2 separate regions of the Homo sapiens genome follow, and region 2 is linked to region 1. Evidence: chromatin contacts called from ENCODE Hi-C or POLR2A ChIA-PET data. All regions are on one chromosome and are shown on one strand. The core of a region is the stretch at or near the end of the contact, and the rest is flanking DNA. Distances in the headings are between cores, read along the strand shown.

The links. A loop is a pair of places that touch in the nucleus more often than their neighbours do. ChIA-PET counts read pairs that join two places held with the same protein, here RNA polymerase II (POLR2A). Pooled maps may share reads with other maps.
Region 2: a pooled map shows a loop between it and region 1 (5-fold over the local background). The contact joins the promoter of RIMS3 here to the promoter of PPT1 in region 1. A Hi-C loop is called at or near these places in 1 of 37 single-sample maps with no recorded cell type and 7 of 50 pooled maps. POLR2A ChIA-PET finds 5 or more read pairs at or near these places in 1 of 52 experiments (H1).

What each region holds. Positions count from the first base shown.
Region 1 is chr1:40,095,558-40,099,159 of GRCh38, forward strand. PPT1 (palmitoyl-protein thioesterase 1) reads right to left here and starts at 1,695. Exons shown (of 9, transcript NM_000310.4): 1 at 1,558-1,695. The coding sequence starts at 1,681. RefSeq lists an enhancer at 1,430-1,559.
Region 2 is chr1:40,664,157-40,667,749 of GRCh38, forward strand. RIMS3 (regulating synaptic membrane exocytosis 3) reads right to left here and starts at 1,526. Exons shown (of 8, transcript NM_014747.3): 1 at 1,238-1,526. LOC105378675 (a long non-coding RNA gene) reads left to right here. Exons shown (of 2, transcript XR_947238.3): 2 at 1,832-3,520. RefSeq lists a silencer at 1,242-1,671.

The DNA.
Region 1 (3,602 bases), core at 445-2,944:
GGCTTCCCCATCTTGGTAAAATGAAAACTTCACCCTTCCAATTGTTCAGGCCAAAACCTGTGGAGTCATCTTTGGCTCCTTTCTTTCTCTCTTATTCCAAGTCTGATCTGTTAGCAATCCACCTTCAAAATCTATCCAAACTTTGACCACTTCTCAACACCTCTACTGTTACTCTACAGTTCCAAGTCATCATCTCTTGTTTAAATTATTGCAATAGTTTCCTAACCTGTCTCCCTGTGACCATCCATGACGCCCTACGATCTATTCTTAATACAGCAACTAAAGTGATTCTTTAAAAATGTGTCAGATCATGTCACTCATCTGCTCAAAAAGTTCCCCATGACACTCTAGCCAAAGTCCCTGCATTAGTCTTACTAGGCCCAATAACTTCTGTACCTGCCCCTCCCTTCCAAACTAAACTCCTAACTTCTTCCCCTTGCTTACTCATTTCCAGCCACGCTGATCTGAATGCTGTCCCTTGAACACACCAGACATACTTCCACATCAGGGCTTTCCCATTTACTGTTCCTTCTACCAGACAGCCAAATGGCAACTGTCCTCATCTACCTCAGTTTTGTACTCAGATGTCACTTTTTCAATGAATTCTTTCCCAACTTTGCTTTATTAAAAGTGCAAGCCCCCACCTCCAGTTTTTATCCTACACCCTACTATATTTTTCTCTGTTGCACATATCACCATTTGATATGTTATGTTTTACTTGTTAATTTCTTTATAATCTGCTTCTCCTACTGGAGAGTAGGTTCCAAAAGAACAAAGAATTTAGTCTGTTTAGTTCCCTACTGTATCCTCAGCACCTAGTAGGTGCTCAATAACTGTGTTAAATGAATATAGGTTGAGCATCCTAATCTGAAAATGGGAAACCCAAAATCTGAAAGTTTTTCAGCGCAGACATGATGCCACAAGTGGAAAATTCCACACCTGACCTCATGTGATGGGTTGCACAAAATTATTTAAAATATTGCATAAAATTACCTTCCAGCTATGTGTATAAGGTGTATATGAAAAATAAATAAATTTCCTGTTTACACTTGGGTCCCACCCCCCAGATCTCTTGTATATATGCAAATATTAAAAAAAAAAAAATCCGAAATGCTTCCCAGTCCCAAGCATTTCAGATAAGGGTTACTCAATTTGTAAATGAACTGTAGGTGCCTAACAAATCTCTGTTCAATGTGTGAAGGAATAAATAAAAGGGTAGATGCGCCAGTCATATAGCCAGCCGCAGCTCACCTAGCCTGACCAAGTGAGAGATGCTGCATCCTGACGCCACTACTGTAAGGATTAATCAAGGACAGCATGTAAAACTTCAACGCCGTGCGCGGCTCTCTCTTTCCTTCCCCTTCTCTCTTTCCAGTGAAGGGGACGGCTCCTTCCCCTTCTCTCTTTCCAATGCAGATCCTTCAAATCCTAAAATGTCGAGGCAGCCGCGTGCTGTGGGACCACGTCCTCGCCCTCTACACCCGCATTTTGCAGATGCGAACCCAGGCTAGGAAGAGAGAGAATCGCCAAACCCTTTTAAATTTCTCACTCACTCACCCATCCCATGCCAGATCACCAACGGCAGCGGCGCCGGCGGGTCCAGATGCTGCAGCGCCCGAGAAGCGCAGGTCCATGGCAGGAGAGCCACAGCCAAGAGCCACAGGCAGCCGGGCGACGCCATCTTCGCTGTGTCACATGACCGCGGGCGCGAGACTCCGGGAACCGCGCTCCGCCCGCCTGGGCGTGGCGCCGCCGGTTGCAGATCGCAACCTGCGCATCCCGAACGGATGCCCAGCCTGATGGGCGTCGGCCCTACCCTGGAGCTTTCAGCGCGACAGGTCCCCCGCCAGACCCCGCTGGCCGAGTGGGGCTCTGCGCTCTCGTAGACCGCCCTCTGCGGTGAATCAAAATAATTGCTAACATATATTCAGTGCTGATCAGATGCTATCAGGCACTATTCTTACAACCTTTAACTAATTCACTCTTCATAACAATGCTGTATGCACTTCTCCCCCTGACAGGTGAGGACACTGAGGCACTGCGAATTGGCACTGAGTAAGGTGCCCAAGGTCACAGAGATAGCAAATTGGTGGTTCCAAAGTCGTTGCTCTTCACCACTGCCCTGTACTGCCTTTGCAAGAAACATGCACAGAGGAAGGAAGAAAGAAGGAGGGACGGTTTCCAGCCAGGACCAATCATGGCAGGGTGTGGGGTTTGTTCTGGATATTGAAGGAGAGGTAGGATTTCAACAAGCAAAGATGAAATTCAGAAGGACTGAGATGAGCTAAGGTAGAGAGGAGAAAGACAACTGTGTTTTCTAGAAATGTCGGGACTTCAAGACGGACGAAAGCATATGTTGGATGCATAAGAGTGAGGGGGAAACCCATGGCCACTAACTGGCCTAATCTCAGCTGGATTATTTCAAGGGTCTCTCATCAACCATTTCCTTTTCCATTCTCTCCTCTTTAATTCATTTTATGCTCTATTGCCACATTCATCCCTCAATCCACCTTCATAATATCAGTTCCCTGCTCAAGTTTTTTTTCAACAAAACATCAAAAAATAGTTTAAATAATTTATAAAGAAATTAGAGTGTATCCACTATACAATGGAATAATATGAGGCCAGTTTTATAAAAAATGAGTATAGGGCCGGGCGCGGTGGCTCACTCCTGTAATCCCAGCACTTTGGGAGGCTGAGGTGGGCAGATCATCTAAGGTAGCGAGTTCGAGACCAGCCTGACCAACATGGAGAAATCCCGTCTCTACTAAAATTACAAAATTAGCCGGGTGTGGTGGCGCATACTTGTAATCCCAGCTACTCAGGAGGCTGAGGCAGGAGAATCTCTTGAACCCGGGAGGCAGAGGTTGCGGTAAGCTGAGATCATACCATTGTACTCCAGCCTGGGCAACAAGAGCAAAACTCTGTCTCAAAAAATAAGAATAAAAAATAAATAAAAAGAGAGTACAGCCCAGGCAGCATAGCAAGACCCCATCTCTACAAAAAAAAAATTTTTTTTTAATTAGCCAGGGGTGGTGGTATGTGCCTGTAATCCTAGCTACTGGGGAGGCTAAGGTGGGAGGATCACTTGAGCCCAGGAGTTCAAGGCTGCATTGAGCTATGATCTCGCCATTGCACTGAGCTATGATCTCGCTGTTGCCCTGGGCAACAGTGAGACCCTGTCTCTCTCAAAAAAGAAAAATGAGGTAAATTTACATAAAGTGACATGAAAAATGCCCTTAATATGTTGTAAAAGAAAAGTCGATTACAAACCCACGGTCTGTAATCTCTTCTATTCCATGCCATTGGGACTAGAGGTAAGTTGTTAGTTGAAAAGTCGATTAAAATGCAGAATCCACTGGGCGCACTTTGGGAGGCTGAGGCAGGTGGATCACCTGAGGTTGGGAGTTTGAGACCAGCCTGGCCAACATGATGAAACCCCATCTCTACTAAAAATACAAAAAATTAGCCGGGCATGGTGGTGGGTGCCTGTAATCCCAGCTACTCAGGAGGCTGAGACAGGAGAATCACTTGAACCCAGGAGGCAGAGGGTGCAGTGAGCCAAGATTGAGCTACTGCACTCCAGCCTGGGCAACAAGAGT
Region 2 (3,593 bases), core at 276-2,775, 570 kb after region 1:
GTGGGCCCTAAACAAACAACAAAGGGCATGGTGCTTGGTTTAAGCACAGGGCACATGGGTCACCTCCCCAGCACATCCCTGCCAACCCACCCACCCCGCCTCCCAACCAAGAATGCCCCATTAGGCTACCCACATGCCCCCAGGGACAGTTGGCAGCTGCCTGATTACAGACTAATTGGTGGCTGGCAGCAACTATGGTGGGGTGGGGGAGATGGCTCATTAACCCCTTGTTGACCAGGCCCAATCCTCCTCCCATGACTTCAGGCCCCAAACCCAAGGAACCCAGACTTAAGAAGTCATCATGGATAGAGGACAGGACCAAAGGAGCAGCAGCCTTCTTCCCTACATCCTGATAACACCCCTGGGGCTAGGGTTGGACACATATTCACCCAGGTGTCCAAGCCCTGAAGGACCACATTGAAACAGGCCCCAAGTGGCAGTGCCAGCCAATGCCCCCTGTTCTCCAGCCTTGATATGCCATTGCCCACCCCATTCCAGGATCCTTCCTGAGCCTTCAGGACCAGGACACTGAAGAAACCCACTCCTCAGGGCTGAGTTGTCCAGAGGTGATGGGGACATGGAGTCCAGGTACCCAGGCGGCCAGTCAGGGAAGAGCTCCTCCCTATGAATGAGAGCATGCCCAAGTTGCCCATCAAGGGTCCTGCCAAGCCTCCCTGAACCCTGGGCTCTGCACCATGCTGCTGACCAACTGCATTCCCAGCTTCCCAAAGCCCCCTCTTCCCACCCCAGGGCTGGAGTAAGCAGCACTCCTTTTCTTTTATGGGGTGGAGGGGGTCCTCTGGACACCACAACGGTGTCACGTTGAGGAAAAAGTGGCTGCTTCTCAACCAGGGCACAGGCAGAAGGGAGAAAAGCAGGCTGCCTTCCAGCTCCCTTTCCAGGAGGGATTTTAAGCACTTTCCAAAAATGCCATGCCAGGCAATGCTGTTGAAGACCAGGGCCCCAGGAGCTCTGAGCATCAGCAAAGAACTCAAGACTCTGGGCCCCCTTCCCCATTTTCCAGGCTTCCCCAAACACCCCACGTCCCTCTCTCATCCCTTAGTCCCCTCCCCAGAGCCCTCTCACACCCTGTGTTCATCCCCCCACCCCCGCCCCTGCACACTCACATACCTACGTTGCGCTTCATGGCCAGAGCCCCCCTCCCCCCGTGGTCCTCCAGACCTCTGCAGCCCCCTCCCCACGTCCACTCCCAGGCGAGCAAGGCCTGCTGACTTACCCGGAGGTGGGGCCGGGGTCCAGACAGGGAGGGGGCCTCCACAGGCCGAGGCGGCTCCGCAAGGCGGGGCAGGTGCTGCCCCGGGACCCCGCCCCGCGAACCCGGCAGTAGGCGCGGCCCGGCCCCAGGCTGGCGCGGACTCCGAGTGGATAGGCACGCGGGGCGGGGAGGGGCGGCGAGGGAGGCTCACGGGGGCATCGCCCGCCACCACGGGGGCAGCTCCGCTCCGCCCGCCTGCGCTGCCGGCTCCGCAGCAGCCACCGTTTTCAGTCGCCGCCGGGTGCAAAGCCCAAGCTTGGGCCGGCGGGAGGCGAAGGGGAGGCGGGGCCTGCCGGGGGCGGGGCCGCGTGGATGGGCGGGGCCAGTGGGCCGGACCTTGGTGGTGGGCGGGGCCTAGGGGAATCCGGGGAGTTTGGCTTGCCGGGTTGTGGTTGGGGGACCTACATTAATGAGGCTTCCAAGAAGCGGGGTCTGGGGAAGCCTCATTCCTCTCCGTGTCCCTAGGACTCTCTTGCCTCCTGCCCGGCCTCCCCTCTCCACCACCTACCCTATCTGTTCTTTCTCATCCTTCCTTTTCTTTGGGGCACCTCCCAGGACCTCACAGGCACCACGGCGCCCCCTGCCCTGCCCTGCCCTGAAGCAGTTCCAGGAACGTCAGATGGTAAGAGAAGAAACGACTTACAAACGTCAAGTCCATTTTACAGATGGAAAATCTGAAGCTCAGATAGGAGAAAAGACTTGCCCAAGTGCCTGGTATGAAGAGAAAGACTTTATAATGTCCCTTTCAGACAGAAGGAAGTAGAGTGGCCGGCCCTGAAGCCCAAGTTAACCTGCTTCCCCTGCGCTCTCTACTTCTAGAGCAATGGTTTTAAACTTGGGGCGATTTTGCCCCCCAGGGAACATTCGACCATGTCTGGAGACATTTTTGGTTTTCCCAACGAGGAGGTTGCTACTGGCGTCTCATGAGAAGAGACCAGGGATGCTGCTACACGCCTTCAATGCACAGGACAGCCCCTGCGCCAGAGAATTGTCAGGCCCGAAATGTCAGCAGGTTTCTGAGGTTGAGAAACTCTGTTCTAGGGCCTGGCATCTGCCTATATAAACTTCCAAATAGACTCCTGGAGTCCTGGGTTCTTCTGCAGCCCGGGAGGATACTGTATGAAGTCTTTCCTAGGGTCGTGCCTGCCCCAACTTGTATATTTAACCTTGCTTAGGACTGGTCAGTTCCACTCTTGGGCTCCAGTGTTTTGAATTCCACCCACTGACAGAGAGGACAGAATAATTAATATTTGCTGGAGGCATGTAAAACCAGTAGTCTCCCTGCTGAGGGCATGAATTAAAATGTAAATGGGAGCTGGGTGCGGTGGCTCATGCCTGTACCAGTGTTTTGGGAGGCCAAGGTGGGTGGATTGCTTGAGGCTGGGAGTTCGAGATCAACCTGGCCAACATGGTGAAACCCCATCTCTACTAAAAATACAAAAATTAGCCAGGTGTGGTGGCACACAACTATAGTCCCAGCTACTCGGGAGGCTGAGGTACGAGAATCACTTGAACCCAGGAGGCGGAGGTTGCAGTGAGCCGAGGTCGCACCACTGCACTCCAGCCTGAGTGACAGGGGGAACTCTGTCTCAAAAAAAAGTAAATGGGGAGTGGGAAGGTGGGGAGAAAAAGGAAAATTATTGGGATTAAAGGATCCTCCTGGGGATTGCTAGGAGGCATAGTCATCCTACGCCTTCCCTTCTCACCTGGTCTGTGAGAAGCATAAACTGAGGCCCTACAATGTGAAAAGCCTCAAAGTGCGTTCCATAGCTGGTCAGAGGTGGAGCTGGGGCTCCTGATTATATTTACATATTAATTAAAGCTTTGTTATCAGCTATTCTACCTCAGGCCTAGGCCTGGACTAGGGCCTGGGTGGTAGAATGGGTTACTCTGGAGCAGCAAGGGGGACTAGATTAGGGGAGGTGGGATGGAGGCCAGGGCAGGACCTGGAACGAGGGTGGAGGTGAGGGGTGGGAGCACAGAGAGGAATCAGGCTTCCTGTGTGCTCCTCCCTGGCCCCTTTCACAGAGACAGGTAAACCAGGGGTTCCCTTTGCACATCTGATGAAAACTTAGCACTATCTCTCTGGAGATGTGCAATGTATATTTTGCATATAATTTCAGTATCTTCAAAGTTCTATATTGGTTACCAGAAGGACTGGATGGGAGGTGGGTGGAGAGGGGGTTGATTCTTAAGTGTATATAGAAGAATAAACATACAGGAATAAAAAGTCCAGGAAGAAAAGTAATGAAAAGGGATTTGTCTTACCCGATACTAAAACATACTATAAAGTCAATGTATTTAAAGCAGTATGGTA